Regions from separate parts of the Homo sapiens genome. Here region 1 is linked to region 2. The links are chromatin loops, found by intact Hi-C in ENCODE. Cell type or tissue: CD4-positive, alpha-beta T cell. All regions are shown on one strand. Each heading gives the region's core, and the rest is flanking DNA. Links, peaks and the distances in the headings are about the cores only. Region 1 has its middle 12 kb from the start of TLK1. Region 2 overlaps LOC107983995 (a long non-coding RNA gene).

The links. Peaks named below come from ENCODE experiments on the same cell type or tissue, not always from the same donor. Only the 100,000 strongest peaks of a DNase experiment are listed, where the experiment ranks them.
Region 1: it touches region 2 in a loop (2.3-fold over the local background); 8 of 110 quality-filtered maps call a loop at or near these places.

What each region holds. Positions count from the first base shown.
Region 1 is chr2:171,164,867-171,180,333 of GRCh38, reverse strand. It overlaps a transcript of TLK1 not described here. Among named protein-coding and RNA genes, the nearest start is that of TLK1, 12 kb to the right of the region's middle. RefSeq lists an enhancer at 6,853-7,182. In CD4-positive, alpha-beta T cell, for the core only: no CTCF peak of the experiment used is centred there; no DNase peak of the experiment used is centred there.
Region 2 is chr2:171,241,377-171,256,843 of GRCh38, reverse strand. It overlaps LOC107983995 (a long non-coding RNA gene), which reads left to right. Exons shown (of 3, transcript XR_923576.2): 3 at 11,837-12,211. Among named protein-coding and RNA genes, the nearest start is that of TLK1, 88 kb to the right of the region's middle. RefSeq lists an enhancer at 11,342-12,541. In CD4-positive, alpha-beta T cell, for the core only: no CTCF peak of the experiment used is centred there; a DNase peak (open chromatin) is centred at 8,383; H3K4me3 peaks cover 254 bases.

The DNA.
Region 1 (15,467 bases), core at 11,849-14,348, 81 kb after region 2:
AAACAACTGATAATATGCTAAGTCTTCCCTTCCTATCAGATTAGGACCTGAATTTTGATGACAAATACTGCCTATTGAGACGCAGGGACCCGGGGGGCAATTTTTTTTTTTTAGACAAAGTCTCGCTCTCGCTCTCGCTCTGTCATCCAGGCCAGAGCCAGAGTGCAGTGGCCCCGAGTAGCTGGGATTATAGACGTCCACCCCCATGCCTGGCTAATTTTTTTTTTTTTTTTTTTTTTGAGACAGAGTCTCACTCTATCACCCAGGCTGGAGTGCAGTCGTGAGATCTCAGCTCACTGCAACTTCTGGCCCCCAGGTTCCAGTGATTCTTGTGCTTCAGCCTCCAGAGTAGCTGGCATTACAGCCACATGCCACCACACCCAGCTAGTTTTTTTTATTTTTAGTAGAAATGGGGTTTCACCATATTGGCCAGGCTTGTCTTGAACTCCTGACCTCAAGTGATCCACCAGCCTTGGCCTCTCAAAGTGTTGGGATTGCAGGTGTGAGCCACCATGCCCGGCCTAATTTTTGTGTTTTTAGTAGAGACGGGGTTTTATCATGTTGGCCAGGCTGGTCTTGAACCCCTGACCTCAAGTGATCACCCGGCCTTGGCCTCCCAAAGTGCTGGGATTACAGGTATGAGCCACTGCACCCGGCTGCTCCTGCTCCTTAATGTCTCCTTTACTTACTCCTTATTTGTGAATAATGAAATTGATAAATAGAACAAATACTGTCTGCTTGATTGTCAGACCAAAAACTACTTCCTTTTTCTCTTCTTCGCTTACTCCTTCTCTTCTCATAAAAGGAATATAAGGAGCTAACTGCTTAAATGTCAGACTCATAGCAATAAAGAGCCTATCATGTTTCAAAACCTCTGAAAGCTCTCTAGAGGACAAATAGGGGGCATTGGGGAATCCACACCTTCTCTAACTTTTTTCTTCTCTTAGCCAAGATTCCAATTCATGTCTGTCTGATTCTCTTAACTGCTAGATTATGAAAAATTAGGTCTTTGAAATGAGAATGAGAAAGAAAAAAATGTCATCATGTATATTTATTTCATTTGGGAATAAAAGGGTGCCCTGTAATTTAGAATAAGAGACAGGGATGACTCATTACAACTATGAGGATTATTAAGGAAATGAATAAATCAATCACACCACTCCAACTGTACTTGTCATCACAGTAGCATTGCCAATTTCCCTATACAGTTGGTAATTGTTATTCCATGTCTTCTTACATGGAATATAAGGTCCATTCTGGTGTAACAAGAAATATTAGAATAGTCTTCAAACCCATCATTAGATGAGGCTATAAAAAGCACTAACTAGAGCAGGTGCAAGCTACCTCAGAACCCTGGAAAGAGTCATTCAAAATTATAGCACCAAAAATGCACTGAATTATCCAATGTAATAAAAAGTATATATAAAATTTAATAGTCATCTGTGTAAGAGGCCATATACTTGAAAATTAAGACTGTTTTGATAATGTTAAGTTAAATTGATATCCCAAACCAGGAAAATGGTAGAATGCCTAAACTAACATTTAAATTTCTTCTGTTTAATAAGTCTATAACTGCTTAACAAAAAGAATAAGAGCAATATATATTACAGCAGCTTTGTTTGACTCTATTTAGACAAGTAAAATCTTACGCTTCCCTGTAGTTTTCCTTATAAAGCTGACTGATTCTCAGTTCATTTCAGCTAATGTTTTGCTTGATATGTCTTCGTTGCTTTGGTTGTCAGGCTTGGAGTTACTTTTCCACTGCTGTTTTTGCCTGCTCTCTAGCTGAGGTTACCATTGTTGTTATGAGGTGTCTTCACCCCAGCCTATCTGTCTTATACTGAGTCAATGAAGAGGGAAGATGGAGGACAAGAAAGGGTGAGAAGCCAAAGAGCTTCCCTTAAGCTCCTGTCTGTAACTGAAAGCTCCATGACATTCCATCCAGAAATCAAGAAGCATATCTGTGGAAACTGAAAGGAATAAAGGCCTATGCAGAACAGTTGAGAGCACAGACTTGGCCTCAAGCAGACCTGGGTTCCAATCCTGGTTTCTTCCCTTGATATCTGCGTGACCTTGGACAAGCTCCCTAATCCCTCTAAACCTGAGTTTTACTGCTTAAAAAAATGAGAAGAACAATATTATCTATCTTATAGAGTTTATTGACAGGAGCATATTAGATAATGCATTTAAACACTCTGTATAGAACCTAGCATATAGTAAGCATTCAAAAATGCAAGGCCAGGTGCAGTGGCTCATGCCTGTAATCCCAGCACTTTGGGAGGCCAAGGCGGGTGGATCACCTGAGGTCGGGAGATCTCAGGGGACCAGCCTGGCCAACATGGAGAAACCCCGTCTCTACTAAAAAATACAAAATTAGCCAGGTGTGGTGGTGCATGCCTGTAATCCCAGCTACTTGGGGGGCTGAGGTAGGAGAATCGCTTAAACCCGGGAGGCAGAGGTTGCGGTGAGCCAAGATCACGCCATTTCACTCCAGCCTGGGCAACAAGAGCGAAACTCCATCTCAAAAGAAAAAAAAATGCTAGTTAGTAAAGTATGGATGCTATTAATATAAAAGCTTTTTGTTCAAAAATGCACTATAGTCTTGGTAGGACATGCTCCCATATCCTTTTGGGGGCCTTATTCAGTAAGGACCTTGAGTCTAAACATTGCTGTACTTCTATCACTTTGTTAGTTGAAAAGAGACAGGTTCTAAACAAAATGGTAAAGTATATCTTTGATGACCAGTTCTGTTCCTAATTTGGTTTCTCTTTCCAATAACCATGCCCTTCCCTCCTCTCAAGACACTTAGGATTCTGTATGCCGAGGTCTCTCACAAGGGCTTTCTGTCTTGAGGTAGCAGTACTTGTTCTGTTTGAGGAACAGCTTTAAGAAGCCCAATGAGGTGGCTAATGCCTGTAATCCCAGCACTTTGGGAGGCTGACGCAGGTGGATCCCTTGAGCCTAGTAGTTCGAGACCAGCCTGGCCAATGTGGCAAAAAAACCATCTCTACAAAAAATTTAAAAATTAGCCAGGCATGGTGGTGTGTGCCTGTAGTACCAGCTACTCTGGAGACTGATATGGGAGGATCCTTTGAGCCTAGGAGGTCAAGGCTGCAGTGAGCTGTGATCGGGCCACGGCACTCCAGCCTGGGTGACAGAGTGAGACCCTGTCTCAAAAAAGAAAAGAAAAAAGAAAAGAGGAGTCAGGCATACTGGCTCATGCCTGTAATCCCAGCACTTTGGGAGGCAGAGGCAGACACATCACTTGAGGTCAGGAGTTCAAGACCAGCCTGGCCAACATGGCAAAACCCCATCTCTACCAAAAATACAAAAATTAACTGGGCATGGTGGCAGGCACCTGTAATCCCAGCCACTCAGGAGGGTGAGGCAGGAAAATTGCTTGAACCCGGGAGGTGGAGGTTGCAGTGAGCCGAGATTGTGCCACTGCACTCCAGCCTGGGTGACAGAGGGAGACTGTTTTAAAAAAAAAAAATTAAAAAAAAAATAGGCCGATGAGGTGAAGCAGAGAGTGAGCAAGGCAGAGAATGCTCAGAGAGGAGGCTGAAGATCTAGAACAGAGGCCAAGTCATTGTGGACGCTGAGGGCAATGTAGGGCAGGAATGCAGGAGTGGAAGCAGGGAGACTATGAAGTTATTGTTTTAGCTCAGTAAGAGATGACGGTAGCCTAGAGTGGTAGCCATGAAGAAAAGGAGCAATGGTAATATTAGAATATGCTTTTAATGCGTAGCAGATCAGAACTTAATTATGTGGATGTGGGAAGTGTGGAATCAGACAATTCCTAGGATTTCAGCCTCAGCAACTACTAACTAATGGGGCCATTTACAGAGATGGGAAAACTGGGGAAAGAACAGGTTTGGGGGCAAAAATCAAGAGTTCCGTTTTGGATATGTGAGTTATTAGACAGCCCAAGAGAAGCCATGCTAGCCGAGGTTGGAGCTCAGAGAGTGGTCAGGGCTGGAGACATGTATTCTGAACTAATCTGCATAGAGATGGTTTTTAAACCCACACAGTGTGCTGCTCAACACTGGTCCCAATTAGAATCACCTGGACTGCTTTAAAACCCTTGATATCCCGGCCGGGCACAGTGGCTCACACCTGTGATCCCAACACTTCGGGAGGCTGAGGCGGCCGGATCACCTGAGGTTGGGAGTTCAAGACCAGCCTGACCAACATGGAGAAACCCTGTGTCTACTAAAAATACAAAAAAATTTAGCAGGGCATGGTGACCCATGCTTGTAATCCCAGCTACTCAGGAGGCTGAGGCAGGAGAATCGCTTGAACCCAGGAGGTGGAGGTTGCAGTGAGCAGAGGTCGCGCCATTGCACTCTAGCCTGGGCAACAAGAGTGAAACTCCGTCTCAAAAACAAAAACAAAAACAAAAACAAAAAAAAAACCTTGATATCCTGACTCCAGCCCCAAAGATTCTGATACAAAAGGGGCCTGGATTTGGTATTTCTTTTTAAAAAGTTTCTCAGGTGATTCTAATGTGCAGTCAAGGTTGAGAACCAGGGTCCATGGGAGGTAGTTGTGGCCATCAAGGTGGGAGGATAGTGTCCCAGAGGTCAAATAAAGACAGAGGTTTAAGAAGAAGGGAGCAATCAGCTGAATCAAATACTGCTAGGAGGGCTAGTTAGATAAAGACTGAGAGGTAACTGTTAATTAGGAATGATGAAGTGTGTTACAGATAGAATGGGAGATAACAAATGGTGCTCCAGTTTTTCTTCATTGTGTATGTACAGTTGTCCCTTGGTATCCATAGGGGATTGGTTTAAGGACCACCTTCCCATACCAAAATTCATGGATACTCAAGTCCCTTATATAAAATGGTGTCATATTTACATACTTAAAAACTTTAAATCATCTCTAGATTACTTATGATACCTAGTACAATGTAAATGCTCTGTAAATAGTTGCTATACAGTATTGTTTAGGGAATAATGACAAAAAAGAAAAGTCTGTACATGTTCAGCATAGAATGCAACCACTACTATTTCTTTTTTTTTTCAAATGTTTTTAATCTTTAGTTGATTAAATCCATGGATATAGATACCATGAATACGGAGGGCTGAGTGTACTTTTTTTGAAACAATCTCACTCTGTAGTTCAGGCTGGAGTGCAGTGGCACAATCATAGCTCACTGCAGCCTTGACCTCCTGGGCTCAAGCAATCCTCTCACATCAGCCTCCCAAGTAGATGGGACTACAGGCTTGCACCACCGCACCTGGGGCTGATTTTATCCATTTTGTATAGAGACGGGGCCTTGCCGTGTTGCCCAGGCTGGTCTCAAACTCCTAGCCTCAAGCAATCCTCCCAACATGTTGGGATTATAGGCATGAGCTACTTCACCCAGCCTTGATTGTACTTACTGAGTGAAGTTGGGAGTCATAAGGCATTTTATAAATAAAAATCATTTAAAATGTTAAGGGTAATATTACTAAAAGTTATATTCTAAATCTCCCTTAAAAAAAAAGATGGTGAATCTAAATAATAAGTAGCTACAGAAAATTTGGGGAATTGAGAAAAGGAAAAAAAATGTTATCCAAAAGACTATTGTGTGAACACAATCACCATTACTTAGTCATTGACTAGCTTTCATTTAGTGAATTCCTACTTTGCAGCAGGCTCTGTGCTAAGGATATAGAAATGAATATGACAAAAGTATTTGCCCTCAAGGAACTCAGGGCTTAGTGGAGGAGGAGGACATGCAAAAAATAATTCTAAAACAAAGTGATAAGTGATATAATAAAGATTATACTAGTATGCCATGGGAGCAAGGAGATAGAGAGCTTAATATTGCATGTTAAATAATAATTATGAAGAGTACCTTGGCAAATTAAAAAATTGCTCCGTTTTAATGTTAGTGATAAAAACAAGAAGGAGAATTAGTGTACCCCATGATTACAATCATATAACAATGTGATTCCCCAAAGGTTCTCTAGCCAAGGAGAGGCTTGAGCTGCATCTTGAATGGTGAGTCAAGCAAATAAGATTAGGAAAAGGGTGGGGGAAAGAATAGGTAGGAGTAGGAAATTCCAAGCTGGAGGAAGGCAAAGGAAGTGAAACAGAGTGTATAACCTGTTTGGTCACTGTAATAACTTTCGTGTGGCTGCAGTGTGGGATTCCCATGAGAGAGTAACCAGATATAAAACTGGGAAAACAGGCAGGTGACAACAAGATTAAAAAGATGAAAAAGAATCACATAGTGCTAGAAAGACTAGTTGGAAAGCTTTTGGAATAATCCAGGAGGAAAAATAATAAAAGTTTGAACTAAGGCAATGGAAGAAGGACGGATGGATGGACAGATGAATGAATGGGAGGAGATGGATTCAACAGGCTGTTTAAGAGACACCGTAGTCTTAGGGAGTGGCAAGGGATGGAGGTATGGGAAATGGGGAGCTGGGGGTGACAAGAATGACTCTCAGTTCTCTTGTTTGGATAACTAACTGGGTTCTTGTCTTGGTTCTTATTCCTGGTCATTTCTACCCAAGATAGTGAATATAGGATGAAGACATTTGAGAAAACTGTGGAACATCCAAGGGGAGATGCATAGGGTCAATTCTGAACCTCCTGGAGCTCAGGAGAAAGATGTGGGCTGAAGAAACAAATTAAAGAGTCATCATTGGGCCAGATGTGATGGCTCACACCTATAATACCAGGCTTTGGGAAGCCGAGCGGGGAGGATGCCTTGAGCCCAGGAGTTTGAGAACAGCCTGGGCAACATAGTGAGACCCTGCCTCTGCCAAAAAAAGAAAAAAAAATTAGCTGGGCATGCTGGTGCACACTTGTAGTCCTAGCTACTCTGGAAGCTGAGGTGGGAGGATCCCTGGAGCCCAGGAGTTTGGGGCTGCAGTCAGATGTGATGAAACCAGTGCACTACAGCCTGGGCAACAGGAGTTTGGGGCTGCACTGAGATGTGATGACACCACTGCACTACAGCCTGGGCAACAGAGTGAGATCCTGTCTAGCTCTGTACATATGTGATCCGTATGAGTCACAAGAGTAGATGAGATTGGGCAAGAAAGTTGCATATATATCATTTGTGTGTTTTCCTTTTTAGTTATGTTATTCTAACTGGTATATTTCCTTAGTTATAATAATAGTGAGCATACAAGTTTCTGTTTCCTTTTTCACCCTACATCATACCAAAAGCTTTTGTCATGTTGCACCAGAGTTTTCAAAGTAGTCACAACTGGCTGAATAAAACTATACTAACAGGATATGCTATAGTTATAATTGACTTTGACTCTGTGATAAACATTTTTATTCATAGTATTTCCCCATATTTTGAATTTTTTTCTTAGGAAAGATTCTCAGAAATAGGAATATATGTATGTTATACAGTTAAAGTGGACTATACATATATCCAAATCACTTTCCAAAATGTTTGTACCAGTTTATCAACAAGGTATGAGAATACTAGAGTATTAGTCTGTTTTCTCACTGCTATAAAGAAATACCTGAGACTGGGTAATTTATACAGAAAAGAGGTTTAATTGGCCCACAGTTCTGCAGGCTGTACAGGAAGCATGATGCTGACATCTGCGTGGCTTCTGGGGAGGCCTCAGGTAACTTTTAGTTATGGTGGAAGGCGAAGGGGAAGTAGGCACATCTTACATGGCCAGAATAAGAGCAAGAGAGAGAAATGGGGGAAGGTGGCACTTTTAAACAACCAGGTCTCATGAGAACCCACTCACTATCACAAGAACAGCACGGAGGAGAAAATTCACCCCCATGATCCAATCACCTCCCACCAGGCCCCACCTCCAATACTGAGGATTACAATCCTACATGAGATTTGGGTGGGGACACAGATTCAAACCATATCAACTAGTTTAAGTAGATACTTCCCATAATTTTGTATTGTGTGTGTGGTGTGTCTATATTTTTATTGTATTTGTTAAACATTTTATTGAAGTATAACTACATGTACCAAAGTGTACAAATCTAAATGTATATAGCTTGATGAATTTCCACAAAGTAAACGTACTTTGTAACCTGAACCTAAACTAAGAAACAGAACATTACCAGTCACTCAGAAGCCTCCCTCCTATCCTCTCAAGGGTAACCACTGTCCTGATTTTTAACCCATAGAATGATTTGCCTGTTTTTAAACTTTATATAAATGGAATCACATAGTATGTAATCTTTCATGTCTATCTTCCTTTGCCCAACATTATTTTTGTACAGTTCATCTACATCATTGTGTTTAGTTGTGATTTGTTAATTCTCATTTCTGCATAGTATTGTATTATGTGAATATTCTATAATTTATTTATTCTAATGAGTACTTAGATAGTTTCTAGTTTGGGGCTATTACAAACAGTGCTGCTTTATGAACATTCTTGTACATGTGCTTTTGATGAATATATGTAACGCATTTTTGTTGGGTATATACCTAGGAATGAAATTGATGGATCACAGATATGGACATTTCAGCTTTAGTGGTTACTGCTACCAGGTACCAATATCCACTTCCACCAGTGTGTGGGAGTTCCCAGTGTTGCACATATTTACTGACATTTCATATTTTTCATTTTAGCCTGTCTGTTGAGTGGTATCTCATTTGCCTTAATTGTTTTGCTGTTGTTGACTAAAGATATTTAGCATTTTTTTTTGCATTTGGTTATTCTTTTTTGTGAAGCAACTGTTCAAGTTTTTGTTTGTTTCTACTATATTATCTATCTTTTCCTTAAAGGTTTTATTTTGCTTTTTACATATTCTGAATACAAGTCCTTTGTCAAATATATGTATTGCAACTATCTTTTTCCGCTCTGTGTTTGCCTTCACTGTCTTTTTTTTTTTTTTTTTGGAGATGAGGGCAGTGTAAGAGTCTCCTATTTTGCCCAGACTGATCTTGAACTTTCAATCTTCCTGCCTCTGCCTCCTCAGTAGCTAGGACTACCTACAGGTGCATACCACTGCACCCAGCATCCTTTCACTGTCTTTTCTTTTTTTTTTCCAGACAGGGTCTCACTGTGTCATCCAGGCTGAAGTGCAGTGGCGTGATCTCAGTTCACTGTAGCTTTGACCTCCCTCCACCTGCCTTGGCCTCCCAAAGTGCTGGGATTACAGGCATGAGCCACTGCACCCGGTCTCTTCACTGTCTTAAAGCAAGTTTTTTGATGATTAGAAGTTCTTTATCTTAATATTGTTTAACCTATCAAAAATATCCCATATGGTTAGCACATTTCATGTCCTGTATAAGAAACCTTTGCCTAACTTAAGATCATAAAAATATTTTTAGATTTTTTAAGAGCTTTATTTGTTTTAATTTTCATATTTACAGCTACAATTCATTTGGAATATATTTTTGTGTTTGGTGTGAGGTAAGGGTCAAAGTACGTATTTTCCCCTCTGGATATCCATTTGACCCAGCCTCATTTATTGAAAAGATTATTCTTTACCCCACTTCACTGAGTATTAATATTCTAAGTTTTTCTTTTTAGTTTAATTGATGAAAAGTAGTACTTCATTGTTTAATTTAAATTTCTTGACTATTTGGGTGGTTTGACATTTGTCCATTGTGTTAATCAAGACAGGATAGGCTATGCTGTAATAGCAAATAAAGCACCAAACAACGTAGGTTTATTTCTCTACATGCAAAGTCTGGTGCCAACTTATGGGGCAGCTACGCTCCCTGCAGTGATTGGAAGATCCAGGGCACTTTCACCTTGTGACTTCGCATCATTATCTGGTCTCTATAGTACCTACCAGAGGAGAAGACAGAGTGTGATGGTGGCGCAATGACTCTTAAGTCTTTTGTCTGGAAGAGACACACCAGATGTCTGCTTACATTCCACTGTCTATACCCAATAACGTGGCCCTATCTCACTGAAAGGAGACTTGAAGGTATACTTTACCCATGTGCCCAGGAAGAAGAGGAAAACTGATACAGTGAGGTAGTGGTTCTGCAACACTCCCATAGTTAGCTAATTTATTTTCAATTTTGTGAATTGTTGTATCTATTGACATTTATCTTTTTGTGTATCTCATGTTTATATTAAATCAAAATAACCTTTAAGCTTTGAATTCTATTTTAATGTAATAATGCTTTTTCTAATTTATTACAAGCTTGCTTACTACATATTTACCTATCCTTTTCTTTGTAGTCTTTTTGTCTTATTTTATTTAGAAGTATTTTTTTATAAGCAGTAAAGTATTGGATTTTAATTTTTAACACAATCTGGGAGGCTTTTTCTATTAATAGGGAATCTACATTTAATAACTAAACTTATCATGGTTAGTCTCACTGCTGCCATGTTTTTATGCCTTTCTTTTCATGTGTGCATGCTGTTTCTTTTCAGTTTTGTCATTTGCTCTGCAGACTTAGTTTTGTTTGCTCTTATTTTCTACTGTGATTTTCAAAGATGGCCATTCCTCTGATTCTGCTAGTGGGTTCCTGAAAGCTTTCCACAAATACTTTAAAAATCTACCTTTGCTTAATTGAATCAATAAAAAGCCAAACAATAGCTTTTAACTATCTGCGGAAAAGAAGGCACCAAACGTTTTGTTTTTCTTCTAGCCCCTGTTAATCCTTCTTTTTCTTGGTCTTCATTAATTTAATCTGGGGTAATAAACTCAGTCATTTGAAAAAATACAGCGTTTTTTTTCCCCATAAAGTACTTGCTATTCCTATAAAACGTTTGGAAAATATTGAAAAGTACAAAGGCTAACAACAAAAATCTGCCATTATTTTACCACAGAAAGACAACCACTCTTAATACTTTGGTATATTTTCAACTGGGCCTGGTGGTGCATGCCTGTAATTCCAATTATGTGGAAAAATCCTTGACCCAGGAATTCAAGGCCAGCCTGGGAAAGATAGTGAGAACTGGTAATAAAAATATTTTGATATATTTCCTTTCATTCTTTTTGTTATACACATTTTATATGATTGAGACTATATTGTATATATATATTTTATGCTGCTTTATTCACTGAGATGCTCTTATAAGCAAACTATTGCTTTTGGTTATTATAAAATCTTCACAAACATTTTAATGGCCTTATCATATTTTATAAGATAGATGAGCCATAATTTATTACCATATGCTTAATATTGTACATTTACGTTATTTTCAATTTTATTGTTACTATAAATAATGTTGAATAGAATTATCTTTGTGTACAAAGAGAAAAAGCACAGACACATTTTTTCTAATTTAAGATTGTTTCTTCCAGATAGATTCCCAGAATGAAATTAGTGGATCAAAAAACAAATTTTTTTTTTTTTTTGAGAAAGGGTCTCACTCTGTTGCCCAGGCTGGAGTGCAGTGGCGAGATCTCGGCTCACTGCAACCTCTGCCTCCCAGGTTCAAGCGATTCTCCTGCCTCAGCCTCCCAAGTAGCTGGGATTACAGGCATGCGCCACCACACCCGGCTTTTTGTATTTGTTGCAGAGACGAGGTTTCACCATGTTGGCCAGGCTGGTCTTAAACTCCTTACCTCAAGTGATCCACCTGCCTCTGCTTCCCAAAGTGCTAGGATTACAGGCATGAGCCACTGCACCCTGAGCACACACTTCCAGAATAACTCTCATCATTATAAATAAAATCTCAATGTAACTATATTGTTGTGATAGTTCTATTAACATTTTAGACTTAGCATCATCTTATCTCCCATTATTGGTGTTTATATTATCTTGTATCTATAGCTAAAGTCTGTTTTAGACACCAGTTCTTTCCAACCCCTATCTTCCAAACTATGAATTCTTTTTATGATTCAGTGATTCATGGTTCATTGAATTATGACAAATCCATGGGAGAATGTTCCTAATTTGCCCCCAAAGTCCTGGGATTACAGGCATGAGCCACAGCGCCCTGAATACACACTTCTAATCAGCACCTGGATCATGAAACAAAAAAATCACTTGCAGCTCAGAATCCCCGCTCTTACTTCATGGTGGCATTTTGACTGTTTATTTTTTTATTTTTTTATTTTTTTTGGAAGAGGAGGAAGAAATTCTCATCAATATTTTACATTCCCATATTGTTTCAAAGTTTCTAAATTCATATGAGGTTATATATGTCTCCTTTGCCATGTATCGAATTAAGAAAGATTTGGCATTTAGTTTTTATTTTCTGGGAATGCATTAAGTAATTCTGAAAATCTTTAAACTATGGAGTGGGAAAGATATTGTCGAAGATCAAAGATATTTGATATTTTTTACGAAAAGAAACTTCCATTTCTTTTGCCTACAAAAAAATTTATGCTGCAGAAACAATGTCCAGGGTAAGATTTTGGGCATTTTTGTTTTTCCCTCTTAATGTGATAAATTTATATTTTGGTTTAATCAGTAAAATTTAGGATAAGTAAAGTGTAACACTAGATTATAATTATAAATTATAATTTATATATTTTTAAATTACTTTTCAAAGTTGCCTGCTTTGTTAAGAGGTACACTATTGATTCAAAATTTGTAATATGAGCACTGTTTGCTTGTTGTACTTTGTTTTTGTAAACATTTCATAATACCATGTCCTTGGAGGATAGCTTCTAGTGCACTTTGGGGGAGGGGATATTATTGTTCTGAAGTTGGTTACAATTATTTAACCTCAGGTGAAATAAATCTAGTAATTCCAGTTTTTGTTTGAGAATCTAGTAATTCCAGTTTTTGTTGTGTATGGACCAAGGGTTTTCTTTTTTTCAAATGGATTGACAAATCTGAGAGAAAACATTTCCATCACTGGAGGGAGCAGAGGAAGTGTAATCTAGCCTATTATATACAAAAGCTTGGAACTATCTCTTCAGGATTTGGAAACCAAAACTTTCAAGCAGTGGTTTTGTGAATTGTGCAATGAAGATAGAACCAACTTAATGAAATGAGAATTCTTCATAATCTAATGTAATGGAGCCATTTGTCTAAGCAACTAATCAAAAAAACTATTGAGGGGGCGTGTTGAGATTGCAGGGTAGGCATCTTAAGAGCTCTGATCTATATTCATACCTTTGGACAAAGAAGGAAACAAAAATTTGGAGGTGAGTCCAGGCAGAGGAGGCCTTGTTGACATTTCAATTCACTCTGATAAGAAGGAAGAAGGCCCAATACTCCTCATTTCAACATTTGTAATGTAATAATTCATACATGTAAGAGTAGATCTAATATATACATGTAGTTTAAAGAGAAAGAATAAGACAAACATACCTCCGTACTCCCACCCAGCTTAACAAGTGGTGCTTTTAGCAGTGTTTTTGAAGTCCCTCTGAGTTCCCATGATCACATGTGCCCTTTTCCTTGAAGGAGGTAACCACTCTGATCTTGGCTTCTCATTTCCATTTTTTTCCTTGTAGTTTAATGTATTCCTGAACAATATATGATTTAGTTTTGAATGATTTTGAATATTTGAGAAGGAATCAAACTGACTTTGTTCTTCTGTAACTTGCTCTTTTTAATGAGCATTATATTTGTGAGCATTTTAATTGTTGTGTAGTATCCCACTGTACAAATATACATATCTCTAATTTATCCATTCTCTTGTTGACGGACATTTGGGTAATTTCCAGGTTTTGACTACTACAAACAGTAGTGCCGCGGACATTCTTGTTCTTATCTCCTGGTGCATAGCAGCAAGAATTCCTCTAGGATACATTCTTTGGAACGGAACTGCCAGGTCAGAGAATCTTCGTCTTTCACAGATACTACCTTACGAAATATCTTTTTGCTTACTTCAAAAGGGCTTGGGTTGCCAGATTTAGCAAATTAAAATGCAGGATGCTCAGATAATTTGAATTTCAAATCAATAAAAAACATTTTAGGATAAATATGGCCTACACAATATTCATAGTTTAATCTGAAAACCCTAACAAGGTCAGTGAACTTTATCAAACCACAAACATTGGGCAATGAAGGATGAGTGTGAAGGGGTGGTGGGGCATTTGGCCTATTCTTCCCCTGCTAGATGGCCAGCCCAGATGTTTATGAGCAGGTTAGCTCAGGGGACTCCAGTGCTTATTAACCAGCTGTGTAGGTAGTTGGTTGGCTCCACAACTGTATGCCAGGCAGGTGCTAGATGTTGGGTATTAACACAACTGTAACCATTACAGAGAAGGGTCCTTGCTCTCCCTAGGCTTTCAGCCAAGAGGGGGAAATAGAGAACAGAGAACAGTACAGCAATGACAAATGTACGATGGGAGCAGTGGTGTGCTGGTGAATGCTTAATAATTGGCTCTGATGGGGAGAAGCAGCTCTAACTTGTAGCTTTTGCTGACCTAGGAGTTATAACTACTCTCACCATGGCTGACTTCAAGCTACAATTGTAACATGTAACATTACTGAATGTGGAGTTGGGAAGCCATGTACATAATCTTCTCCCAGGACATTATGAACAGGCTCCAGTATCCCACTGTATGGGAGTACTCAGAAAGTATACCTCATCCAGTCTCCGGACTCATTTCTTTTTTTTGAGATGGGGTCTCCCTCTGTTGCCCAGGCTGGAGTGCAGTGGTGCAATCTCGGCTCACTGCAACCTCCGCCTCCTGGGTTCAAGCAATTCTCCTGCCTCAGCCTCCTGAGTAGCTGGGATTACAGGTGTGCGCCACCATGCCTGGCTAATTTTTGTATTTTTAGTAGAGATGGGGCTTCACCATGTTGGTCAGGCTGGTCTCGAACTCCTGACCTTGTGATCCACCCGCCTCGGCCTCCCAAAATGCTGGGATTACAGGCGTGAGCCACAGCCCCCAGCCTCTGGGCTAATTTCTTGTTGGTTTGGGGGAAAGGGGCTTAGGTGGCTCAGACATTAATTTTTTCCCTTGAATTTAGAAGTTAAGAGTATAAAATGCATTTTAGTATGTCTATAATATTGGATGCTTTGTAAATATTTTTACTATGGTATAGAAATAGAAAATAGTCTATTAAACATAGTTATAAATTATGATCATCCTATAGATCGGGGCTCAGACCTTCACCTTTTGCATCTGACCTTCCATCAGGAGACCCTTGAAGACTTCTCCTGCATTGCCCTATCACCTGAAACCCAGCTCATTGATCGTCATCATTCATTAATTCCACAACATTGACAGAGCCCTTGGTCTGTACTAGAGGCTTAAGGCCCTGTCCTCATGGAGCACTCAGAACGTTCTCTCTAGTCTCTTCCTGATTCTTTCTAGGCAGGTTTACTACCTTTTACTTGCTCAGTTCATTTCTGTGTTCTCAAGCTGGCTTTCCCTCTGGGAATATTCCTCCATGGAAGATTGCCAGAAAGCTTCCAATGATCTCTTCTTGCTCTTGAGATTTCTTCTTCCCTACAGAGTGGCACGTGTCTCTTTCTGTCTGAATCTGAACTCTTCTGACTTTTCTATATTTTTTCCTATTGTGTAATCTATCACTCTAGCCATCTAATCTTTTTCTTTTTTTTAGATAGAGGTGGGGTCTCACTCTGTTGCCCAGGCTAGTCTAGAACTCCTAGGCTCAAGTGATCCTCCTGCCTTAACCTCCCAAAGTGCTGGGA
Region 2 (15,467 bases), core at 7,433-9,932:
AAATGAAAGTATGTTCAATTCCAGAGAGAGGAGGCAAATTCAAAATTCAAAGTGGGAAAGACTGTTAAGAGCACATCTCTGGAGAAGGGAATTTAGCAAGAGAAAGAGGGAGACACAGCAAATATATTGTAGGAAAATTTAAACTTTCCCTCTGAAGGTTCAATAATTGAGTCATCCTGCCAAAATAAACAGACAATAGACAGATTGACAGGAGAAAAAGCATACAAGTTCATTAACATGCACGTGGACATGGTAGTCCCACAAATATGAGACTCAAAGGCCCGGTAGCTGAAGCTTAGATAGCACCAATTTCATAGGGAAGAGAGAAATGGGAAATGTAGGCAGTTATGAAGGGCAGAAGTTATTTTCAAGGGAAATGAATGAGTCCAAAAAACAGACAATGGCTTGGGACAAAGTTCCTCTGAGCTCTGGGGGAGGTGGCAGGAAGATGAGGGGTGGAACTTCACTGTGAACAAAGGTTGTCTTATTACATAGATAAAGTCTCCCAGGTATTCTCTCAGAGTGCCCTCAGAAGAATAGATGAAGAGTCTGTGTGGGCATGATGACTTTTAGTCTTTTCTCTTCTCTAGTGGTTCATCTTTTCTGGTCTTAGGACAATTGCATTTTTTTTTTTTTTTTTTTTTTTTTTTTGAGACAGCGTCTTCCTCTGTCACCCAGGCTGGAGTGCAGTTGTGCGATCTTGGCTCACTGCAACCTCCACCTCCTGGGTTCAAGTGATTCTCCTGCCTCAGCCTCCTGAGTAGCTAGGATTACAGGTACACAGCACCACGCCCAGCTAATTTTTGTATTTTTAGTAGAGATGCAGTTTCACCATGTTGGCCAGGCTGGTCTCGAACTCCTGACCTCATGATCTGCCCGCCTCAGCCTCCCAAAGTGCTGGGATTACAGGCATGAGCCACCGCGCCAGGCCTGACAATTACATTTCTTTTGGAAGAAGTTTTCCTCAGATAAGGGAATATCCAGAGAGAGCCTCTCCCTGCACTTGAGGGGAGGAGACAAGAGAAGGTTAGAAAGTCCTTGGTTCTGAGGCAGCTTCTAGCTTCTAAGGCTTTCCAATTTCTTTTAATTCAAAAGTGCTCAGCAAGCTGAAGCTTTATACTTTGGGGCATCATTCTCCATGCCCCAACCATGTCATGCCACTGCAGGGAGGTTCCTAATCACTAAGTCTGGCTTTTGCCCATTTTATCAAGAACAGTCTCTTGACCCAGGAAGGCTTGTTCAATATTGGGATGCCACATGGCTATACTTCCCAAAGAGAGCAAGTGTTCATTCAAGGCAGTTACGATAACAATTCTCAGGGAAAATAGTGGAAGGGAAACAATGTAGGAACAAGTTATTTTAACACTGTGACTTGCTATTAGAGAGTATCGCTACATATTTAGGGAATTCCCCACATTATGGGTTCCCACCCCATCACTGCAAAAGCCAGACACTCATTGTTCCAGCCTCCTTTGTAGCTGTAACACACACACGTGATCTGGGATTCATCTATCAGATCCACCAGTACCAGAATCCAAAGCTTGTATACAAGTAGCAGGCGCTGGCTGAATCCATTCTGGTAAGGTGGAAAAGCGACATTCCAGTTTACAGAGGCGGCAATGCCAAGGCTCCTACAGTCCTGTCCAGTGCCTGATGTTGGGAGTATTAGCAGGACCTTGGGTGGTACAAGTGAAGTCTTCCTGAATCAGCAGTGTGAAGTGTAATTTTATGAATTTCCTGGCTCTGTTTCCTCTGAGACTAGTTTTCTGGTCCCCTTGAAGAGTCTGCATGTGTCCTAATATTCTTTAATACAAGAATTGGCAAACTTTTTCTGTAAAGGGTTAGCTAGTTGCTATGGACTGAGCTGAGTCTGCCCAAAATTCATATGTTGACACTCTAACTCTAATTTGATGGTATTTGAGGATGGGGCCTTTGGTAGGCAATTTGGTTTAGATGAGGTTATGAGGGTGGGGCCCTTATGATGGAATTAGTGCCCTTATAAGAAGAAACAACAGAGTTTGCTATCTCTCTCTGTCTTTGCTGTGCAGGGCACAGCAGAAAGGCAGTCATCTGCAACCCAAGGAGAGAGCCCTCACCAGAAACCAACTATGCTGACATCTTGATCTTATACTTCCAGTCTCCAGAACTGTGAAAAATATATATTTCTGTTGTTTAAGCCACCTAGTCTATGTTATTTTATTAATAACATAGACTACTAAGCCAACTAAGCCATTAATAAATAAGCCTTATAATAAATAAGCCATTAATAAATAAGCTTATAATAAATAAGCCTTAGCCAACTAAGACATTAATAAATATTTTAGGCTTCGTAGGCCATATATGAGAATCTTCATTGTAGTTACTCAATCCTGCCACTATAGCATGAAAGCAACAAGAGACAGTACTTAAGCAAGCGAGTGTGACTGTGCTCCAATAACATTTTATTTATGGATACTGAAATGTGAATTTCATATACTTTTCATGGGTCATGAATATCCATCTTTTAAAATGTTCTTTGTCCAACTATTTAATTATGTAAAAATTATTGTTAGCTTGTGGGCCATACAAAAATAAATGCCAGGTCACATTTGCTGACTTCTGCAAAAACATGCCTTTTCTGCTTAAATGACCTACTGTTGGCTTCTGATTTGCAGCTAAGAACCCTGACTAATACATTTAGTCTATGCCTGTTTTGGGAGAAGGTTATTCTTAAGCCACTGAGAAAGGCAAACACTCATTCTGCTTTTCTTCAACTGCCAGAGAAGAATTTTTTACATAAACCTCCATGGGTCACCTGCTGCAATTTTTAGCAACTCATAGGCTCCTTGAACTGTCTGATATAACCCCAGAATCTCCTCACAAGGAAAGATTTGAAATATATAGTTTTTGTTCCTCTCCTATAGATTACCTTGCTCTGGAGAGCCAATGTTCATCTGAGTGAGCTATTTGTTTCGTTGTCACCTGAACCACATGACTGTGGATAGATACAGCTCAGCGGCCATAGCTGTAGCTCAGTCTTTCTGTAACTGACGGGAAAGATATGTGAAATAAGACACATAGACATGGCAATAAAATGAAGTAGGCTGCAAGATGAAAGCAGGTCATTCCCTGGACTCTTTTGTAAGGTGGATTTAGGAAACTGTACCACACCATTCTGGAAGTTCGCACTTACCAAAGTCAATGACATTTAGACTCTGTCCCTTTTTACCCAGGCACTTCATTACAAGACCCAGGCTCTGTTTGCATTTTCAAATAGAGTACCTTGGCTAATAAAAATATGGTGCTTAGCAACAGAAATGCATTACAACTATATTTAGCCAAAGCAAAGCTGTCTAGAAATGTACTGGACAATATGATTGACACAACTGGCAATTCCTCCTGTCCTTTACTGACAGTATCACCTGGTTTATATTCTGATGTGAAAAGAGTCTCATCAGTCTGAGATGATTCGATTTTTCAGGGCAGCAATGAGAAGGCAGAGGCTGAGGTAGACAAGGAGGCTTCTCTTTGGTTATGTTTATAATTTGTAGAATTCTCTCCACCTTTGAATATTTGATCCCCAATTTCACTTTCAAAATTACAATAATCAATCAAAAGAGAAAGCAAAGGCTGGGCATGGTGGTTCACGCCTATAATCCCAGCTCTTTGGGAGGCTAAGGTATGTGGATTGCTTGAGCCCAGGAGTTCAAGACCAGCCTGAGCAACCTGGCAAAACCCCATCTCTATAAAAAATACAAAAATTAGTCAAGTGGCTGGGCTTGATGGCTCACGCCTGTAATCCCAGCACTTTGGGAGGCCGAGGTGGGCAGATCACCTGAAGTCAGGAGTTTGAGACCAGCCTGGCCAACATGGTGAAACCCTGCCTCTACTAAAAATACAAAAAAATGAGCCAGGCATAGTGGTGCACACCTGTAGTCCCAGCTACCTGGGAGGCTGAGGCAGGAGAATTGCTTGAAGCCAGGAGGCGGAGGTTGCAGTGAGCTGAGATTGTGCCATCGCACTCCAGCCTCAACAGCAAGAGCAAGACTTCGTCTCAAAAAAAGAAAAAAAGAAAGAAAGAAAAAAATTAGTCAAGTGTGGTGGCACATGCACCTGTAGTCCCAGCTACTCAAGAGGCTGAGGTAGGTGGATCGCTTGGGCCCGGGAGGTGGAGGTTGCAGTGAGTTGTGATCGCACCACTGCACTCCAGCCTGGGTGACAGAACGAGACTCTGTCTCAAAACAAAACAAAACAAAAAACGTACACACAAAGAGAGAGAAGTCAGTGTTATTTGGGGACCTGGAAGAAGGTCCCTGAGATTGAGAGGAAAAAGGGGGCTCCCAAACATAAACAGTAATAAGTCATGTTAATAGTATGTACCATTGATATGATATGAAGAAAGCGGCATTTTGCCTCTGTGGTCCTCCTCCCCAAAACCCATAACCTTATATAATCATGAGAAAAACTTTACACAAATCTCAGTTGAAGAACATCCCACAAAATGCCTGACCAGTACTCCTCAAATGGTCCTCACAAACGAGGAAAGACTGAGGAACTGTTACAGCCAAGGAGACATGACAGCTAAGCGTAATGTGCTGTCCTGGACGGGATTCTGGAATAGAAAAAGGACATTAGGAAAAAAACTGAGGAAATCTGAATGAACTCTGGACTTCTGTTGATAATAGCATCAATATTGGTTCATTAATTGTAGCAAATGTACTATTCTAATGTAAGATGTTAGCAATTGGGGCATACAAGAACTCTCTGTACTATCTTTACAAAAATTCTGTAAATCAAAAACTGATTTAAAATAATAAGCTTATTAGAAAGAAAAAAAGTGGACCTTTCCTTTTGGCTAGACTTACTCCCCAGTCTTCCACAAACAACCAGATATTCACTCTGCACTGAGCTCAATCTGCGATCCATTGTCTGCGCCTGGGTAATAAAGGACATAAGTGATCAACCAAACATTTTTTTAACCAAATCTAGATAAAGATTGGAATTAAAATAGCGTACACAAAAGAATAACTTTCCAAAGCATTTTGTTATTTGTCGATGCGAATAGAACATAATCTGTGAGAAACTCCAAGACTGAATTCGACCTTTTATTTTTAACACAACAGCTGAACTCTCAGTGGTTGCCTGTAATAACTACCATCATTGCCTATAGACAGCACCTCTTCCAAATTAAGAAACGTTCCTTGAAGTTCTCATTAAATGCACATTACTGTTTGGGGTTTGATATCCTGGGAGTGATGATTGTTCAGGTTACTCTGTACAGAGCTGAATTCTTATATGAAGCAGAAGCATTATGAGGAATCTGAAATGGATTCTGCACAACAGGTTTGTTTTAAGTGTGTTATTCAGTACAAATATCTCCTTTGGGAATTTTACCAGAGAAAGTAAAATTATGACTGATTACGACTCTCTGTGATTTTAGCAGTAATTTCTCCTCTTAAAATAACCTCACACAGGTCATTCTTAAACAGAGAAAAAGTGATGAGTGATTATCTTTTCACTGCCCCTCACAATTGGTCACACTCTAAGCTGGCTGATAGAAGAAGGAGGAATCTCTTGGTTTGTCTCTTTAGCAGTAAAAAAGCACGGGACTCAAAAGCCTTTTTCTGCTGCTTCCAGGTCCTGTTTTTGAGATTTGGAAGCTGCATCAGGTCATTTTGATGACCTTTCTGAGCCTTTTTTTTTTTGAGACGGAGTCTCTCTCTGTCGCCCAGCCTGGAGTGCAGTGGTGGGATCTCCGCTCACTGCAAGCTCTGCCTCCCGGGTTCACGCCATTCTCCTGCCTCAGCCTCCCGAGTAGCCTGGACTACAGGTGCCCGCCACGACGTCCGGCTAATTTTTTTGTATTTTTAGTAGAAACGGGGTTTCACCATATTAGCCAGGATGGTCTCGATTTCCTGACCTCGTGATCCGCCCTCCTCGGCCTCCCAAAGTGCTGGAATTACAGGTGTGAGCCACTGCGCCCGGCCGACCTTTCTGATCTTTATATGAATTGAGTTCTGATCATGCATCTTTCTCTCTGCTTTTCTTTTGCCTGCATGATAAAGATTTACAATGGAGGCTGCGCGTGGTGGCTCACCGCCTGTAATCCCAGCACTTTGGGAGGCCAAGGCAGGTAGATCACCTGAGATCAAGAGTTTGAGACCAGCCTGGCCAACATGGTGAAACCCCATCTCTACTAAAAATACAAAAATTAGCTAGGAATGGTGGTGGGCAGCTGTAATCCCGGTTACTCGGGAGGCTGAGCCGGGAGAATCTATTGAACCTGGGAGGCAGAGGTTGCAGTGAGCCAAGATCGAGCCACTGACTCCAGCCTGGGTGACAACAGTGAGACTCCATCTCCAAAAAAAAAAAAAAAAAGATTTATGAAGGCAAGAAGAGAAAGATCACAGGACTGGATATCAAGATCCCTAGCTTTGCCATTAAATGAGTTTTGTCACCTGGACAGGGCACTTTGGCTCTCTGTGCCTCATTTTCCTAAGCTGTAAAATTAGATTCCTAATACTTGCTCCAGTTTCACTGTTACTAAGAAGATCAATGATCCCAACAGATGTCGACAAGATCTTGCTCTGTCACTCAGACTGGAGTGTGGTGGTGCAGTCATAGCTCACTGAGGTCTCCAACTCCTGGGCCCAATCTATCCTCCTGCTTCAGCCTCCTGAGTAGCTGGGACCACAGGCCCACACCAACACACATGGCTTTTTTTTTTTTTAAGTTGAGACAGAGTTTGTTTTGATGCCCAGGCTGGTCTTGAACTTCTGGGCTCAAGCCATCCTCCCACCTCATTCCCAAAGTGCTAGAATTATAGGCATGAGGTACTGCACCCAGCCTAAAATTTAAAATGCAGCCCAAAGTCATATTTGAATCCTTAAAGGGAACTACTCAGGATTTCAAAGTGCCCTTCAGGCCCCCTAAAATAGCATTTTACTTGTGACCAAGGTGTCAGAAGCTATAATTTGGTCACAAGTTACACATGACAGAAACTACTTCTGGCTGATTTAAGAAGAAAAAAAAAACAACAGGATTCTCTGCAGTATCTATGTCCTGTGTCACTGGTTCAAAGTCGAAGGCAGATATTTCTAATTGGCTTTGCCCACATTGTATAACACCACCTTCCAGTAAGGGAGCTGGGAAATGAAGATCTGGCATTTTCTGCTTCTGAAGTGGGAAGTAGGCACTTTTTCCCACTAAGACTCATAAAGTAGGATTCCCCAAACATAGGAAGAAGTTTCAGATGCTGAGTAGTACCCCAAGAATAATAAATATCTCTTATGTGGAATTTTTAGTTGGGTGGGGGACTACCTAATATTGGAGAAACTGCAAATATAAATCCAACACAATTGGCGTCTACCCTGGGTGTGTTTCTGGCACTCCTATCTGTGACCCCTTATCCATTCTATAACCTATTTCTATGAACTTAGTTTTCTCAAACTTTGTGAAATTTGCTTCTGCTAGCCAACTCTGAGGCTCACTTCTGACTCCCAGCTAAGTCACAACACTTTTCCCATAATTTCCAACTTGGGGCACAACTCAGAACTGAAACTATAAGAGAAAAATAAGACACACAGCAATGTTGACCTCTACCATACTCTGTGAAATTAGCAAATAGCTTGTTTTTTAGGTAGGATATCAGTAGCCCAAATTATTAGAATGGAATGTGTTTTTATATGTACTCTTAAAGTTATTCTTTCAAATTTTGGAAATGTTGCTTCTTATTATCAGAAATATTCCCTAAACAGTTTGTGCAAGCATTCTCCTGATGGTGCCTGTGAGTGCCAATGACATTTTTAAAAGCTTCTTTTCACTTTTGTATTTGATGAATGTAGAACTTAAGCACTGATCTGAAGATGAGAAAGGCCTTTTCATATCAAAGTTTCTAAAGAATGCCCCCAAATGATCAAGATGCTTGTCAGGGTATTGAGGCAAAGTGACTTGCGGGGTGGCGGAGTTGGGGGGTGGATATTCAAAATGAAGGCGGCAGGGAGGTTGGAGGCCTCCTTATTACCCAGTGGATTTGCCAGCTCTCTTTGCTTTTAGGCAGCAAGGACAGACTATGAGGTATGTGCTGCAAAAGTTATTTTCAGAGCTGTAAAGATTTAATCATTTCACTGTTTTTAACCAGAGGAACCTTGTATTTCTTCTACTACATTGGAACAAATTTTAAAAGGAAAGGACACAGGCAGTCCCTGACTTAGGGTAATGGACTCAAAGCACTTACTCACTCCTTCCCTGCCCATGCTATCATTACTGCCGTTCGACAGACTGCACACAGATGAACTCTCATTCGTGCACTCTGCAAATACTTGTAAAGTACCTGTTTTGTGACCAGTACTGTGTGAGGCAGGCAGGAATCTGACATGAAGCCAGTAAAGCTTCAGCTTCAAAGACCCTCAGTGTCATGTGCCTCTTCCAAGAAGGCACCTAGCGATATATTTATGTGGTCATATGTTTTTGCAAAATTTGCAGAGGTAAGATACTCTAACCACAATTGATTAAGATTACTATCTCTTTCCACTTTGACTTCCTCTTTACTTCAGTTCTCCCTTGTGTCTAGTGGCATTGGAGATTCACAGTCATTTTGAGATTCCTCTAAGGTAATTTGGGCTAGGAATACATTTATTTGGGCTTTAGTGGGATACGTTTATGTGTTTGGGCAGCCATTTCTGTAAATAGTTAAGCTATGCTGGCCATCCCAGCTTAGGAATGGCTGGTAGGAATACTTGTACTCTTCAACATGACAAGTCATCTGATGTTGTGACCTGATGGTGCAGGGCATTGATGATACACTGGTTAATAGGAGTATGGTCAATACAAAGAACAGTTAAGTTTAGTCACTGTGTCATAATTTGAAATGCCCTGAAATGTTATAACCCATCTATGTAAGACACTTGGTAGAGGTTTCCAAAATTTGATAGCATTTGTAAAAATTTACATGACTTAGCAATAATGAATTGGGGAACTGAAATAAGCTTTTCTAGGAAATATTAGAAAACATGTTGATCAACCATGCTAGAGAAAAGCATGAACGACCTTTCTATTCAATATAGGAAATGATCTTATAAATTATTGTCATATGAAAGAGGTAATCGAAGGCTGGGCCCAGCGGCTCATGCCTGTAATCCCAGGACTTTGGGAGGATGAGGCGGGTGGATCGCCTGAGGTCAAGAGTTCGAGACCAGCATGACCAACATGGTGAAACCCCGTCTGTATTTAAAATGCAAAATTATCTGGGTGTGGTGGTGCACACCTGTAATCCCAGCTACTTGGGAGGCTGAGGCAGGAGAATCACTTGAACTCAGAAAGCAGAGGTTGCAGTGAGCTGAGACCAAGCCATTGCACTCCAGCCTGGGCAACAAGAGTGAAACTCTGTCTCAGAAAAAAAAAAAAAAATAGGAAGAAAAGAAAAAGAAAGAGGTAATCGAAGAAGACAAGCCAAAAAAGTAGGAAAAATATAGAGATGTGTCAGGCAGTTAATAAAGAAAAACATTTCATTTTCATAGATGTTGTGTTTATTAGCTTTTTATACTTGTAATTGGTTGTGATTTCTTCATACCTAATTTTGTATTCTTTTGAAAAATCCTTCCTTCCCCAAACTATGTAAGCTTCAGGCCTGCAGAACCTGGATTTCCCCCTGGTATGTGAATGAAGTTGCATTAAGGCCCATGTTAGTCTTCCATGTGCTCACAGTCTAATAGAACAGACAGACAAGGAAACAAGCAGTTCAACATAGTGTGACAAGTGCTACAATGTGGCATCATCTAACCAACTGGGGAAAAATTGATCCTAACCTTGCATATATCCATGTGTGGGTTTTTTCTGACACCAAATGTGTGGTGTTGAAACTGCCTTTGCAAAATTATGACTGAGATAGCAAAAGAGATCTAACCTAATTGACTCCATCTTCCTTCTAACCTCCAAGCTGTCCTTGTCCATTCCTGGACATGGGCTGAACTAACTTTGGGAGGAACTTAATTTATAGTTTAAAACAAAGATGATAACAGCCCTTTCCCAAAACAAACCTCCTTCTTGCCTGGGGACTAGACCGCCTTTGTAGGACTAAGAAATTAGTCACAAGATTAGAAATTATGATTTAGGAGTCATGCATCTGGAGGCTACAAGATTCTGACTTTCCCTGAACTGCTCCTAAGATCACTGCCTGAGATATTTTGCAGACTCTGCACTTGATGGATCAGCTGGCACCACCCAGTTCGATAAACTGGCTCATTTGATCTTGTGCCCCCTCCTCACCAGGAACTGACTCAGCACAAGAAGACAGCTTCAACTCCCTAAGATTTCATCTCTGACTTCACCAATCAGCACTCCCAGCTCACTGGCTTCCCCCCGTCCACTAAGTTGTCCTTAAAAACTCTGATCCCCGAATACCCAAATGCTCAGGAAGACTGATTTGAGTAATAATAAAACTCTGGTCTCCCACACAGCCGGCTCTGTGTGAATTACACTTTCTCTGTTACAATGCCCCTGTCTTTAGAAATCAGCTCTGTCTAGGCAGTGGGCAAAGTGAAACCATTGGGTGGTTACAGTGTCTTTTCCAACACATTGTTCCAACATCCATTCACCAGTTATCTCCCACCAACTGGGTGTTCTTCAATTCCATTCAACTCTGATGCTAACTACCCAGAGTTAGTGCAAACCCCACAGGTTAAAGTCATGGTCCCACAAGACTGCCCCCACTTCAGATGCCAGGTAGAATTCCTGGGTTTCTAGGCTACTCACACTTCTATCCTATTTGGCTGCAAATTTGGGGGTTCGCATCACCCTCCCTCATGTTTGATAATTTGTTAGAACAAATTGCAGAACTGAGGGAAGCACCTTGCTTGTGATTACTGGTTTATTATAAAGGATGCAACTCAGGAACAGCCACATGTAAGAGATGCATAGGGCAAGGCTGCGGGAGAAAGGAAGTGGAGAGCTTCTGAAACTGTCCTTGTACAATCACCCAACGGGTGCTTCCAGCTTGCGGCACAGACAAAACAATTCACTGAGACCATGGTATTGCAGTAAAGAAAGAGCTTAATTAACCCAAGACAGCCAAGCAGAAGGACGGATGTTATCACTCAAATCAATCTCTCCAAGAACTCAGGGGCTAGGGTTTTTATGGATAGTTTGGCAGGCAGGGGCTAAGGAATGGGTGCTGCTGATTGGTTGGGGAATAAAAGCATAAGAGTGTGGAAAACAGTCCCTATGTGCTGAGTCTGCCTCTGGGTGGGGCTACAGGATTGGTTGAGTCATAAGTCACCAGTCCAGTTGGAATTAATCAGTTGCCTGAATGCAAAAGTCTGAAAAACATCTCAAAAGACCAATCTTAGGTTCCACAACAGGGATGTTTCCTACAGGAGCAATTGGGGAAGTCACAAGATTTGTGACCTCTGGCCACATGACTCCTGAGCAGTAAGAGATTAGAGAAATTATGCCTGCATTTTGGCAGAAGTCAGGCCCCTCCCATTACAAAGGCAGTTTCAGTCCCTGAACAAACAAGGGATCAGTTTCAGGGAGGGACTCTTCTCATTCTTGCTTTAAACTATGAACTATATTCCTCGCAGTTACCTTGGCCTATCCCCAGGAATGAGCAAAGACAGCCAGCCTGTGAGACTAGAAGCAAGATGGAGTCAGCCATGTTAGATTTCTCTCACTGTCATAATCTTTGCAAAGGAGGTTTCAATCACAGAGTTGACAAGAATTTCATGCCAGGTTCTGGACAGAAATATAGTTATAATTAAGCATGAGGCTTAATTATAGGCTGCATTTTGGCCTACTTACTTGTAACTGAAAGTCACATAGCACTGGATACTGACCATTTGCATCCACATTGTTTCTATAGATGGGATTTCGGATGTTGGAATCATGAGGCTTTTGTTTAAGAGTTGCTTAAGATGTTCTTCAGATCCTGAATTCCAGCAGAACAGCTGACATCCACAACCAGTTTGAGGATCCCCACAGAAGAGCTGAATCAACATGAGAATGCAGTTTCTTCATCTCTCCAGTCCATGACTTCACCCTGCAATCCCCACAGAAGAGCTGAATCAACATGAGAATGCAGTTTCTTCATCTCTCCAGTCCATGACTTCACCCTGCAATCCCCACACCTCAGCCCACTCCAAACCCCTTACAAACTCCTCAGGGAGGCAAATCTGAGGTTTCCTTCCATCTCCTTGTTCAGATGCCCTATGATTATTAAACCCTTTCTCTGCTGCAATCCTTGAGGTCAGTGTGTCCACTTGCCATGCTTTAGGTAAGGAACCTGTTACAGTCACACTTCCATGTCCTCTTCCACGGTGCCACTCTCCCACCACATCAATGTTACCAACCCAGAAGCTCTCTAAATTTCACTGTTCAAGAGTATTTATCAAAGCTTTGTTTTGTAGGTGTGTTTGATCAAATCATTGGCCATTGGTGATTGAGCTCAATCTCCAGCCTTTCTCCCCTCCCGGGAGGTTGGAGGGTGGGGTTAAATGTTCAACCCTCTGATCCCATGTTTGGTCTTTCTGGGGACCAGTCCCCAACCTAAATCTATCTAAGGCCACCCTGAGTCACCTCATTAACATAAACTCTAGTATGGTCAAAAGGAGCTCATTATGAATAACAAAAGATACACCTATCACTCAAGAAATTCTAATAATTTAGGAGCTCTGTGCCAGGAACTGGAGGCAAATAAAGACCAACTATATTATACCACAACTCAACACCATTAATTTGATTTATAAAGCTATGAAGTTAGACAGTGAGACAAACTTTCCTGAACCATGTACGCAAAGACCACCCCCAAAATTTCCCCCAAAGTTACTTCCCGAAGAAGCTTTGTCAAAATTTCCATTAGAAGTTATTTTCGGCCAGATGCAGTGGCTCATGCCTGTAATCCCAGCAATTTGGGAGGCCGAGGCAGGCAGATCATGAGGTCAGGACTTCAAGACCAGCGTGACCAACATGGTGAAACCCTGTCTCTACTAAAAATACAAAAATTAGCCGGGCGTGGTGGCGCATGCCTGTAATCCCAGCTACTCGGGAGGCTGAGGCAGGAGAATCGCTTGAACCTGGGAGGCGGAGGTTGCAGTGAGCCGAGACTGTGCCATCACACTCCAGCCTGGGCAACAGAGCGAGACTCCATCTCAAAGAAAAAAAAAGTTATTTTCAGTTCCTTGGCCCAAGATTCCTTGCAGCAATCCTTTCATTTTTGCTTTGCTACAATCAAAACAAGGAAAAAATTATGAAGAATATTAAAAGAGACTTTCCTGTAGTGTATGCATAAGTCGTTATCATGAAATTTGAAGTTGGGTGTGATTAATTACTATTTAGATTACACTATTCAGCATTAGATATATAATTTATTGACTATGGAGTAAGAGGTTGCTATTCCATATTTGTAAAATAGAAGAATTGGAGTCTCTGGATGATTTTAAAGTTCCTTCCAGTTTTTTGCTTCTTTCATTTTAATAAATACCCAGCATTCATTAAATCATGGGCTTCAGGGCCTTAGACACTTCATCGCCTTCTTACAGGTTCAAAAGGGAAAATCAGATTCCATCTACATCATTTTAATTGATGACACCATTTTGGAGAATATAAATCAATTGAGTTGTATGGACTTCCTATGGCTATGTCTTTATCATGGTATAACTTATGTTTAAATGGTTCTGAGAAAAGAAAAACAGCTCAAAGAGCTCTCAGCTCTGTGAGGTTTGCAGGCCCAGAGAGACACAGTGCAGGGCTTGCAGTCATCCCCTACTCATGCCTGGGGGTATTGTTTAAAGTCATTTTGTTCCTAACTAGCTGCCTCTCCTGCTGTCTTCATGTTCCTGGAATTCATGATACCAAGGACAGTATATAGCCAATCAATAGCTTATTTTATTTATCTTTTTTTTCTTTTTTTTTTTAAGAGACAGGGTCTCACTATGTTGCCCAGGCTGGTCTTGAACTCCTGAGCTAAAGCAATCTTTCCCACCTTGGCCTCCCAAAGTGTAGGATTACAGGCATAAACCACCATGCCCAACCTACTTATGTTATTTGAATAGAAATTATTTTCCTTTTTGATGAGTAGATTAAAAACGACGACAACAAAAAGAATGGAAATTCTTGGTAACCAACTCAGGAAGTGTCTCTTCTTTTCCTTTAAAAATCCTTGGCCAGGCACGGTGGCTCACACCTGTAATCCCAGCACTTTGGGAGGCCGAGGCAGGCAGATCACCAGAGGTCAGGAGTTCAAGATCAGCCTGGCCAACATGGTAAAATCCTGTCTCTACTAAAAATAAAAAAAAAAATTAGCTGGGCATGGTGGCAGATGCCTGCAGTCCCAGCTACTCAGGAGGCTGACCCACTAGAATTGCTTGAACCCAGGAGGCGGAGGTTGCAGTGAGCTGAGATTGCACCACTGCACTCTAGCTTGGGCAACAGAGTGAGACTCTGTCTCCAAAAAAAAAAAAAAAGTATTTAAAGTGTTTTGATTATTTTCTTTTTGTTTTTTTAATTGGGCAGCCCCAGAACCAGAATAGATCCAGAGAGACCCCCCTGATTTTTTGTAAGTTTCTCTGAAGATGCAGGTTGGCCAGAGCAGATTGTAAAACTGCGGGGTTTAGCAAAGAAATCACTTAAGCCAATTGAGAAGTGATTAAGGAGAAGGTTAATTGAATGAATTAGTAACTTAGTTACTAGAGTAAATTTTTTCTCATTGAAAGAAAACAGTGCCAGACACAGTGGCCCATGCCTGTAATCCCAGCACTTTTGGAAGCTGAGGTAGGAGGATTGCTTGAGGCCAAGAGTTCCAGACCAGCCTAGGCAACATAGTGAGATCCCTGTCTCTGCAAAAACAACTTAAAACATTAGTTGGGCATGGTAGGGCATGCCTGTAGTCCTAGCTACTCAGCAGGCTGAGGTGGGAGAATCACTTAAGCCCGGGAGCATGGGGCTGCAGTGAGCTATGATCATACCACTGCACTCCAACCTGGTTGACAGAGCAAGACACTGTCTCCAAATAGAAGGAAAAGAAGAAAACAAGTTTTTTAAAAAATATATTAAAATAAATAAAAAAGAAAGGAAACAAAGTGGTTAGACAGAGACTTCAGATAGTAGTAGAAGAGAAAAAAGGAGGGTGAGGGGAGAATAATTTTTCCTGAACAGAAAGAAGAAAGAGCAAGGAAAAGAGATATTGGAGAAAGACTTTGCCTTTAAGGACATGGAAGTCATACTCCACAAGATTCTGAATTAATGTACACAATGGGAGAAACCCTGTAATGTCTACTAGGACTTTTAAAGAGTGATTTCTTCCTAGCATGTCATAGGCCTGGAAGCTTTAAAACTGAGGGAAAAAGAAGAATTTTTTTGAAAACTAGAAGAGAAAAATCAAGATTTTGTTATGAAGTGGCAACTAAATGACATAGTAACAAAAATGTGTATCAAGACCTGTTTGACTATTTTAAAAGTTTGTTTGATTTTATATAGTGCCTAAATATGTTGATACA